Linked DNA regions of Homo sapiens: region 1 is linked to region 2. Evidence: read pairs that join two places in POLR2A ChIA-PET (ENCODE). Cell type or tissue: B cell. All regions are shown on one strand. Links, peaks and the distances in the headings refer to the core of each region. The heading gives the core; the rest is flanking DNA. Region 1 holds the start of LOC105377683 (a long non-coding RNA gene). Region 2 has its middle 8.4 kb from the start of TTC1.

Region 1 (5,382 bases), core at 132-5,131, 690 kb after region 2:
ATGCCACTCTGCTCCTGGCCTGGAGGAATGGTGGGTGGCTTCTGTCATTCTTTGCCAACCTTTGGAGCATATGGTCCCGTGTTATAAGCCCACACTTGACAGCATATGGTTGTTAATAACAAGTGTTTGTCCCCCTACAGGGTCTTTCATCTGCAGTTACCAAAGTACTTAACGGACATTTAATGAACAACACTAACCAGATTTTTAAAAAATAAATAACTAATCACATTTCATAAGCACTGAGAACTGGGACCTTTCCCCAAATTTCTGGCCAGCCTGGGGCAGAGGTGAGATGTTCTGGCTCCCACCATGCCCAGTGCTTTTGCGACATGACCTCTTAGCATTCGATTAATTTCAGTGCATGCAATGCAGAGTTTTTCTTCTTTAAAGATAGTCTCCAGGACTGTCCTTTTTATTGTAAATCTAGCCACTACAAAATGTACTAAATGTCTAAGCCAAAGATCTTAGGACTGGGAATCAGAGGAGCAGACTCCAGTCCCAACTATGGTTACATAACAGACTTGTGACCTTGAGCAGGGTGTTGGAAACAGCCTGCTGGTTTTCCAATCAATACTCATTCCCAACTGTTTTCTCCCCGATGCCCTCTTCAGCTCTAAATGTTGGTAAGTTTAGCGACCACTTTTTCAGCCACCTTTGTTGCCCAGCAAAGCCAAAACACTGAGTTCTGGCCAATGAGATATAAGAAAATTCTGCTGGGAGGGTTGCTGAGAAGCTTTGGCTTTTCTGATGAAAGACAGAGCCATGTCTAGCATCACCCTTTCCTTCCATCCTCCTCTCTTGAGCAGAAAAAAATCTCGAGAAGCTTCAGAGGACACCTTGTGCCCAGTATGAAAGCCATCATGCAAAAACTCAAGCTAGAGACTTCAGGCTAGGCGCTGTGGCTCATGCCTGTAATCCCAGCACTTTGGGAGACTGAGGTGGGCAGATCACCTAAGGTCAGGAGTTCAAGACCAGCCTGGTCAACATGGTGAAACCCCGTCTCTACCAAAAAAGTACAAACATTAGCTGGGCATGGTGGTACACTCCTATAATCCCAGCTACTTGGGAGGCTGAGGCAGGAGAATCACTTGAACTTAGGAGGCAGAGTTTGCAGTAAGCAGAGATCACACAATTGCACTCCAGCCTGGGCAACAGAGTGAGACTTTGTCTCAAAAAAAAAAAAAAGAAAGAAAAAGAAAAAGAAAAGAAAAGAAAAAAGCCAGACTCCAGATCCTCATGGCATCATGGAGCAGCTGAACCAACCACTGTATCTACCTACCCCAGATTTCTTGACATGTGAGAGAGACAGATCCATATTTGTTTCTTTTTTTTATTGTGGTGAAATATTCATAACATAAAATGTAACATTTTAACCATTTTCAGGTGTACAGTTCAGTGGCATTAAATACATTCATATTGTTGTGCAACCATCACTCCACCCATCACCAGAACTATTTAATCAGACCCCCATCTATGAGAGGCTGCTGGCCAAGTCAGAAAAAGGACCCATGCCAGCACAGGAAGAAACCTGGGGTTTGGTGTCAGAAAACCTGGTTCTGCCCCTCACAGCTGGCATGGGCCTGGTGAAGACACGGAGTACTCGATTTCCAGAGACATCAGGTGGGGCTTTGGTGATACCCTGCTTCGCTGACCTCTGTGAGGTGTAAAACAAGTGAGGACATAAACCTGCAGGCCCCCTCCTGAAATCTTCAAGTGTCATACCCTTAGGAGTCCGTCTCCCCACTCCCATGTTCAAGAAGAAAGTGAGAAAACTAAGCACCAAAGGCAGCCATAGAAGCTGCCTCACGAGGTCCCTAACAACCCTGTGCAGGAGGAATTCTCATCCCATTATTACAGATAAGGAAACTATGGCCAAGGTCCCTGTTCCAAGGGCAGCCTGAGCATCAGCAGGACTCACCTGAAGGCGGGGAGAGATTGGGGATCCCACAGGAAAGCACCTCTACTGTCCTTTCATTCAGTATTTTTGGAGTCCCTGGTACCGTCTCTGTCCTTGGCACCATCCTCAACTTTTTGGATACAGGGGTGAGTGAGCCCCTGCCTTCCCATGGTTTCTCATCTCCAGAGGACCAAATGCTTGGAATTCTAAGCACTGGAGGCCACTTCCTAAGGATCAAGGGCACTATTGCATGAAATAAATAATTGGTTTAATGTGATGGTCACCGTGCCTGGCTCACAGGAAGCACTCAGTGAATGGCAGCTATGTCCACTGACTAGCTGTGATCTTGAACAAGTTATTTAACATCTTCGAGCCTCAGTTTTCTCATCCTTCAAATGGAATGATAGTACCTACCTCATAGTGTGGTTGTGAGGATCAAATGAAATAATGTTCAAAAATTGCTTTAAAATGTACCTGATCCAATAAGTAAAAGCTTACTGTAAAGTAAAATGTACCTGATCTAATAACTAAAAGCTTATTGTTATTAGTTTTATTGTGCTATTTAGAACCTGAAAGAAGCATAATTCTGGACCCTGTGCTTCTTGCAAGGTTTAGGGGATGAAGGGGTGGTTTTTACCTGGCCTTGGTGTCTCTGAGAACCGGGTTGGCATGGAGGAATCATTAATCAGCCAGTGGGGATGAGAAAGCTGGTCCAGTCTGTTAGCATATTTAAAAGCCTCTCCGGTGTAAAATCCCTTTCTTGTAAATAAAATCGCCAAAACGTCCCCACATGGGGGTATCAAGATGCCGTGAACCCCGTTCTTGCTTTCAGGGCTTGTACAGCCTGGTGAGAAACAGAAAAGGGAAATGGTGGTGAATATAATAAAATATAACCTGGCTACTAGCTGAGTTAAAGGTATGTGCACCATAAATATTTATTTTTACAAAGGTTTCCATCTCCCGGGAGGAGCCCTTTCATTCCCTTTCACCTTCTCTGGATGTAATGAATTTGGCATAATCCTACCAATTCACCTTACCTATAAATCAGACTTTAATCATCTCCGTTTCATTTCAGTGTAGTCCTTCTTCTAGGGCGGCGTTTGGGAGCAAAATATATCTGGACAAGACTTTCTCCAGAGGGTCATATTATACCAAGGAAATGAATTCCCTGTCTCAAGCTCATAAACCGCAAAAATAAAGCCAGCATTCTGGCTGAAGGCGGAGGAAACCAGACGCGCACACAGAAAACCCTCCTTCTGCGGGAAGCGCTGGGCGGAGCTGATTTGCATTTACCTTCACGCAGGCCTGGGTTCCGCAGGAGGCCTAGAGCGTTCCGGCAGCGCGCCCGCCCGCCCGCCGCGGTCGTGCGCAGCCACTCAACCCGGTGGATGCTAGCGTGTGACGGGCTGCAGGGCCCTGCCGCTGCTCACTAAGCTCCCCCGTCTCCTTTCATAAGGAGCACCATCCCTTCACTTCTATCCATCAGGCTGCTTGCAAAAGGAGCTAACCCGGGCATGTGGGATTCCAAGGAACTGAACATTCCGCCAGTGGCTCTGGGGTTTGGTGAAGAGGGAAAGTCGAGGGACAAATCTTGGGTAAGCCACAGTGTTCGGTGAGCTTCCTCCTTCCCACGACCAACATACAGATAGGTGTAATGAAGTTAAAATGCCAGCAAGAGAAACAACACCTGGAAGGAGTCCAGAGCACAGGGGTGCGCACTTGATCCTGAAGCAAGGCTCACACCTGGGCTCACCACTTACCAGCTTTTTGCTCTTAGGCAATTCCTTATCTCTTTGTGTGTGTGTCCTCACCTCTAAAACAAGTATGCTAATAGTGCCACCATCTACTGGGTGCTGTGGGGGTTAAATGAGTCAAGGCTCACAGGACCCAGTGCTCCATCGCCCAGGCTGGAGTGCAGTGGCACAATCAAAGCTCACGGCAGCTTCTAACCTGCAGCCTCAAACTCCTGGGCTCAAGCGATTCTCCCGCCTCACCCTCCCGCGATTGTTTTTCTCAGAGCAGGCCAACAAGGAGAGGCAATCCTAAAGCCCACTTCTTTTTCCCTCCCCATGAATATGAAGGTTGACTTTGGACATGTACAGAAGCCTTCCAGTCCTAACTCAGAAAGCTATGTCCTTCCAGCCACCAGCCCTTTGCTGGGCATACAGCCAGCACACAGCAGTGACATCTCCCTGGAATCACAGCACTCAGAGCAATGCCCTATTTCAGCAAATTATTGCATGGGTTTCTGCTCAACCTTGTAGAACATCCTCCAGCCATGGCTTGTCCATTTCCCTGAAACTCCTCTTTATTGAGTGTTTGGGGTGTTTAAGGGTTAACCAGCCCAATGGTCCCCCAACTTGTTTGAGCCAGGGTCCCTTTGTTCAAATGGAAATCTTAAATGCAATTCCAAGATACACAGGAATTGGGGAGTATGGTGGCCAAAGGGGCTTTAGTTGCATCTGCAACGTTCTAATTTCTTACAAGGAAAATATATATTTTTTGCATAATTAAAAGTTAGTTTTTTATGAAGTCCTATATATAAAGTAGGCAAAAGCAGAGCTGCTCTGGCTGGAGCCTCACACCCACTCATTCCCTGTCCCCTATTCACCACTGAGAGCCCTAAGGCCTCTTCTCAACACTCCTAAATTCTGCAGAACACAGTTTTATAGATGACAAAACAGAAGGACAGAGTTTGGTGCCGTGCCCAAACACCAGGATTAATGCCAGGGCTCAAACTTGAGCCTGGGTCTCCTGACTCCCATTTTGGCAGTTCCTGTTCAAATTCCCAGAAGATTGCCAACTAAAGATACTTTCTTTTCAACTTTTCATTCTGAATTAATTTCAGAATTAGAAAAATATGGCCAAAATAGTTCACAGAAGTCCCATATTACTATCACCGGGTTTCTCTAATGTTAACATAAACTTGGTATAGTTATCCAAAACAGTAAAATTAACATTGATCAATACTACTACCTAATAGATAGACCTTATTCAAATTTTGCTAATTTTTCCACCAATGTGCTTTTCCTCGTCCAGGATACAATCTAAGACACAACACTGAATTTAGTTTCATGCCCTATAATCACCTCAAGTCTGGGAAGGTTCCTTGGTCTTCCTTAACCACGCATTACCTTGACACATTTGAAGAGCTAGGAGCAGTTATTTTGTAAAATGTCCCTCAAGTGACATTTGTCTCATGTTTCTTCATGATTAAATTTGGGTTCTACATTTTTGTCAAGCATCCTACAGCAGTAATACTGTGCCCTTCTCAGTGAATCTCATCAGGAGGGGCATGAAATCAATGTCTCTCAGTACTGGTGAAATTAACTTTGATCACTTTGTTTAGGTTGTGTCTGTCCACCAGTGTTCTCCCCTGTAGTACTCTTTTTTTCTTTTGGAATTAATATATCTTGTGGAGAGACCCTTTAAGACTATGTTAGTACCCTTTTTCTCATCATACTTCTACCAACAGATTTTGTCAT
Region 2 (5,382 bases), core at 299-5,298:
TATGCCTGTAATCGCAGCACCTTGGGAGGCTCAGGCAGGAGGAGTGTTTGAGGCCAGGAGTTCGAGACCAGCCGGGGCAGCATAGTAAGACCTTATTTCTAAAAATAAAAAATAGCCAGGTGCCATTGCACGCACCTGTCATCCCAGCTACTCGGAAGGCTGAGTGAGGAGGATTCCTTTACCCCAGGAGGTCAAGGCTGCAGTGGGCCACATGATCACACCACAGCACTCCAGCCAGACCCTGTCTCAGAGATTTAAAAAAAAAAAAAGGAAAAGAAAATATGAACCTTGTACAATTCTTTTATTGACTTCCCACCCTGATTAGAATAAAATCTAAAATCCTTACCATTATGCATAAAGCCCATGTGATCGGGCCTCTGCCTCCCTCTCTGACCTCATCTCGTACCACCTTCCCTCTTGATACTATACTACTCTCTGTTCCTAAAACAACATTTTTTTTTTTTGAGATGGAGTCTTGCTCTGTCGCCCAGGCTGGAGTGTAGTGGTGCAGTCTTGGCTCACTGCAACCTCCCAGGTTCAAGCGATTCTCCCACCTCAGCTTCCCAAGTAGCTGGGATTACAGACGCACACCACCATACCCGGCTAATTTTTGTACTTTTTTTTTTTTTTTTAGTAGAGACGAGGTTTCACCGTGTTGGCCAGGCTGGTCTTGAACTCCTGACCTCAAGTGATCTGCCCGCCTCAGCCTCCCAAAGTCTTGGTGTTACAGGCGTGAGCCACCACGCCCGGCCCTAAAACAACACCTCTTTTCCCATCGCCACACCTCTGTGCTCCATGTTCCTGTGGCTTGATACCATTAACAGCTCTTCCCATGGTTATTGCTCATTCTCACACTTCAGGTCTTCAATGTCACTTAAGTAGCTCACTCTATTACATCACCCTCTATATCCCCTCCGTATCGTTTATCACCATCTGTAATAATCTTATTTACTTGATTATTATAGTGCCTTCTATTAGATGGTAAGATCCACAAGGATAAGGATCTTGTCTGTATTATTTGCTGTGAAATTTATAGCTTTTCACAGTGTCTGGCACACAATAGGCACTCAAATATTTGTTATGCAGGTGGATGAAATTGGTAAGTACTGTTATTGCAAATGATAAGACTGAGAGGCTCAGAGAGGTTAAAAGTTTTTCCCAAGGTCACACAGTTAGTAGAATGGATCAGGGACTTAAAACCCAGTCTAACCACAAAGTCTATATTCTTCTAAAGAACAAAAGTGCTGGGCAGATTTAGTAACCTTAACTGCAAAGAGGAGAAGTGACTTGAAGGTGATTTATATCTATAAAAAAAAAATGTGGATATATATTTGGCAGGAAAACTCAGCCGTTTCTCAGTGTCAGGCAAATGGCTCAGAGCCTGGTTAAAGATTAGGCTTTTAATGCTGGTGTTGGATGGGTGGAGGGACCAAGACTGACACAGTCTTCGAAAGAGTTATCCAGAGGCTGCCCAGGCAAGCATTCTGCTCCCACTCACTTGAGTGCTCATTCCCCTTTTGCCCTCCACCTTGGTCTTCTGGACAAAGATAATTCACTGCCTCAACCATAATGGAATGGCTGACCTGGCTGACCTAGCATATTCCCCTCACTGCACCCCCCCACCCTCGCACTCATCAGCTGGACCCAAACAGTTTATTCTGAGTTGTGAAACTTACTTCCAACCCTCACTTTATTATATGAAATGTCAATGTTGGTTTTAAAGCATAAAGCATTGTGTCCCATGATATACAAACCATTGCAAGTTTAGGCAGGTGGCCAATTTTGGTCCAGCTGGTGGCAAGGGCAGGTGTCGGAAGGAAGGGGACATTTGCTGAGTGCTGACTGGGTGCCAAGCACCGCACAGAACACCTTCAGCTGTCATTTAGACTCATTTTGAAGGGGAAGGAAATATTTTCACTCCAGAAAGGAGACAGATTTCTTTGTCATCCTCTGTTCAGGTCAAAGCAGAGATAGTGGGTTTTTGGGGAGCTGACTAAACTACAAATTCCTCAGCAACAAGCTCACTCTGGGGATTGAGATCTCAGCTTGGAAGTTCCCACTCTGGGGGCTCACATTTTAAAGAGGATGACTCTACCCTCCACCACTCCAGTTATCCACAACTGCTCAAACGCCGTTGTCACACAAAAGCAGCCATGCACACCACATAAATGAACAAGAATGCCTGTGTTCCAATAAAACTTTATTTATAAAAGCAGGCATCAGGGGGGACTTGGCCTGTGGTCTGTAATGTGCTGACTCCTGTTTTAGAGATGAACTGTGATATCAGACTGGCCAAGACTGAATCCCAGCTCTGCTCCAACAAGTCCTATCACCTTGGACGAGCTCCTTAACTTAAGTAAGCTTCAGATTCCCTATTCGTAACATGGAGACAATGACAGTATTTTCATCCCAGGGCTACTGGGATGCATAAGAGAATTAACATATGTAGAATACTCAGAGCCTGTCTTTTAAAAAGTAACAGCTGGGTGTGGTGGCACATGCCTGTAATCCCAGCTACTCAGGAGGCTGAGGCGGGAGGATCACTTGAACCCAGGAGTTCAAGGCTGCAGTGAGCCATGATTGAGCCACTGCACTCCAGCCTGGACAACAGAGTAAGACCCTGTGTAAGGAAAATGAAAATAAGTGATCCACATGCCTCAGCCTCCCAAAGTGCTGGGATTACAGGTGTGAGCCACTTCCCCCAGCATAATCAGTTGATTTTTTAAAAAATACATATAAAAGTGGACTTTTCAGGACGGGATGGTGGCTCGTGCCTGTAATCCCAGCACTTTGGGAGGCCGATGCGGGCAAATCACTTGAGGCCAGGAATTTGAGACCAGCCTGGCCAACATGGTAAAATCCCATCTCCACTAAAAATATGAAAATTAGCTGGGTGTGTTGGCAGGCGTATGTAATCTCAGCTACTCGGGAGGCTGAGGCAAGAGACTTGCTTCAACCTGGGAAGTGGAGGTTTCAGTGAGCCAAGATTGCACCATTGCAGTCCAGCCTGGGTGACAGAGAGACGCTCTGTCTCAAAAAAAAAAAAAAAAAAAAAATGGGCTTTTCTTTTTTCTTTTTTAGTAGCATAGAAATTTCCTCAAGCCTGACTTTTAGCGGCATTATTTATATGACTCAAACCCCAACATCATCCTGAAATTCTCTTGAAGCGAGAAAAAAAAAAAGAATAGCTTCCAGTGTGCAAATCAAACATCCTCCCCAACATAAATATCTCAGACTATTTCCATAAATATTTGGAGAAACTGATCAAAATAGTAGCTTGTTTAGGAACTATCTTGCTTGTCCATGTAGACTACTTCACTCACAGTACCCTGTGTCTTTTAGTTAAAGACTATGAAAGCATTCAGCAGTACTTCAAACATAATTTGAAGTACTTTCTTAAACATAATTTAACAAATAAGATATTCATAGCCTGGGCATGGTGGCTCGTCCCTCTAATCCCAGCAGTTTTGGAGGCTGAGGTGGGAGGATCACTTGAGGCCAGGAGTTCAAGACAAGCCTGGGCAACATAGACCCCATCTTTACAAAAAATGAAAAATTGGCCAAGTGTGGAGGCATGTGCCTGGAGTCCCAGTTACTTGGGTGGCTGAGGTGGGTGGATCACTTGAGCCCAGGAGATTGAAGTTGCAGTGAGCTTTTGATGTGGTTTGGATCTGTGTCCCCACCTAAATCTCGTGTTGAAGTGTAATCTCCAGTGCTGGTGGTGGGTCCTGATAGGAGGTGATTGGATCATGGGGTCAGTTTCTCATGGTTTAACACCATCTCCCCTTGGTGTTGTGGTCACAATAGTAAGTTCTCGTGAGATCTGCTTCTTTAAAAGTGTGTGGCATACCCACGTTTTTTTTTTTTAATGGCAAATCCACACTGTCAGATAAGGCCCATGGCCTTTCTAGTGTTTTCCTGCACTGTCCTTAAAATGTGACCATAATGTCCCTCTTTCAGGCAGGAAGAAATGTGACAAAGATAAAAGGCATATACAGGGCCAGGTGTGGTGACTCACACCTGTAATCCCAACCACTCAGGAGACCAGGGTGGGAGGGTTGCTTGAGCCTAGGAGTTTGAGACCAGCCTGGGCAACATAGCAAGATCCCCTGCTACAAAGGTAGAGGGTGTAAGGTATTTCTTTATAGCAGTACAAGAACGGATTAATACAGCTGTGTTCACACCACTGTACCCCAGCCTGGGTGACAGAGTAAGACTCTGTCCTAAAAACAAACAAACAAACAAACAAAATATATTTGTAGATCTTTACTTGGCTATTTGAAACATTAATTATGGCTACCTAAGCTGACTTTTAGATGAATATTTAATAAGTATTCACAGATATCCAAAGACACAGATTATGAACAAGACAAACCAACCTTCCTTATTTTTCTGTCCTTTGTCCATTTATCCCGGTTTAGAAGTTGTAGACAAAATGAACTGTGTTTGATCTATAACTTAAAATCACAGTACATTGACTCAAGCTTTTCAAAGAGCCTAAGATAATTGGAGCTACAAGACCCATTGGCGAAATCTCATTTTATCTTCTATTTTCGTAAGTAGTTCCATCCAAGTGCACTTAAGATGCAGTTCCCCCTTTATTATTGAATTTTATATGAATTCAGCCCTAAACTGGCACTAAAAAGATAATATATGGTTGTAGCAGGACACTTACATGGAAGTGACAGAAAAACATCAGCGTCTCTGGGAAATAGGTCTCAAGTTGAAGAATATAGTAAGACTCAACATTCACTCAGCACTACAGAAGCCGATCCTGTGTAATTGAAAATGCGTAAGCTCTGCATTCGTGTGTGCTTACATGAAGATTACTTTGGTTCCCCTAACAGCTCTGAGCTAGACAAAGCAAGTATTACTTCCATTTTACCGAAGAGAAACTGAGGAAATTGAGAGCTGAAAGGACTTGATCAGGAAGACCACGATAGCTTATGACAGAGTTATATTTATAGCCGGAGGGACAAAGAGATCTCTGTCCAGTTCTTCATCTCATTTGTTCTATGAACTCCTTTGGTGGGCTGCTGAAGCCTCTGGATCGCTTCTCAGAGAAATTTTTTTAAATGCATAAAACAAAATATACTGGAATATGAAGGAAATAAATTATATTGAAATACAGTTCCTATAATACTAACAATAAAATTAGCAAGATATATATATCTACGTATCTACATATTCTGTTTGTCTACACACACACTCCTTTTTATTAACACATTAAGTATAGCAGGTGTAATAACTACCACAATTTTGAAGTAGTGATGAGTATATTCAATATTTCAAGTCATCTGAAACAACTGTAATATGCTATGAAATATCTGATATTCTTTTGGTGATAAAGTCAAAAGCTCTGCTAATATTACTATGTTCTAT

Evidence for each region. Peaks named below come from ENCODE experiments on the same cell type or tissue, not always from the same donor. Only the 100,000 strongest peaks of a DNase experiment are listed, where the experiment ranks them.
Region 1: POLR2A ChIA-PET joins it to region 2 with 6 read pairs; 3 of 35 experiments call an interaction of 5 or more read pairs at or near these places.

The regions. Positions count from the first base shown.
Region 1 is chr5:159,308,567-159,313,948 of GRCh38, reverse strand. It overlaps LOC105377683 (a long non-coding RNA gene), which reads right to left and starts at 3,127. Exons shown (of 3, transcript XR_941138.3): 1 at 2,935-3,127; 2 at 2,535-2,741. In B cell, for the core only: no CTCF peak of the experiment used is centred there; a DNase peak (open chromatin) is centred at 3,228; H3K4me3 peaks cover 1,120 bases; H3K27me3 peaks cover 394 bases.
Region 2 is chr5:159,998,067-160,003,448 of GRCh38, reverse strand. No RefSeq gene overlaps it. Among named protein-coding and RNA genes, the nearest start is that of TTC1, 8.4 kb to the left of the region's middle. RefSeq lists a silencer at 2,236-2,436. In B cell, for the core only: no CTCF peak of the experiment used is centred there; no DNase peak of the experiment used is centred there; H3K27me3 peaks cover 498 bases.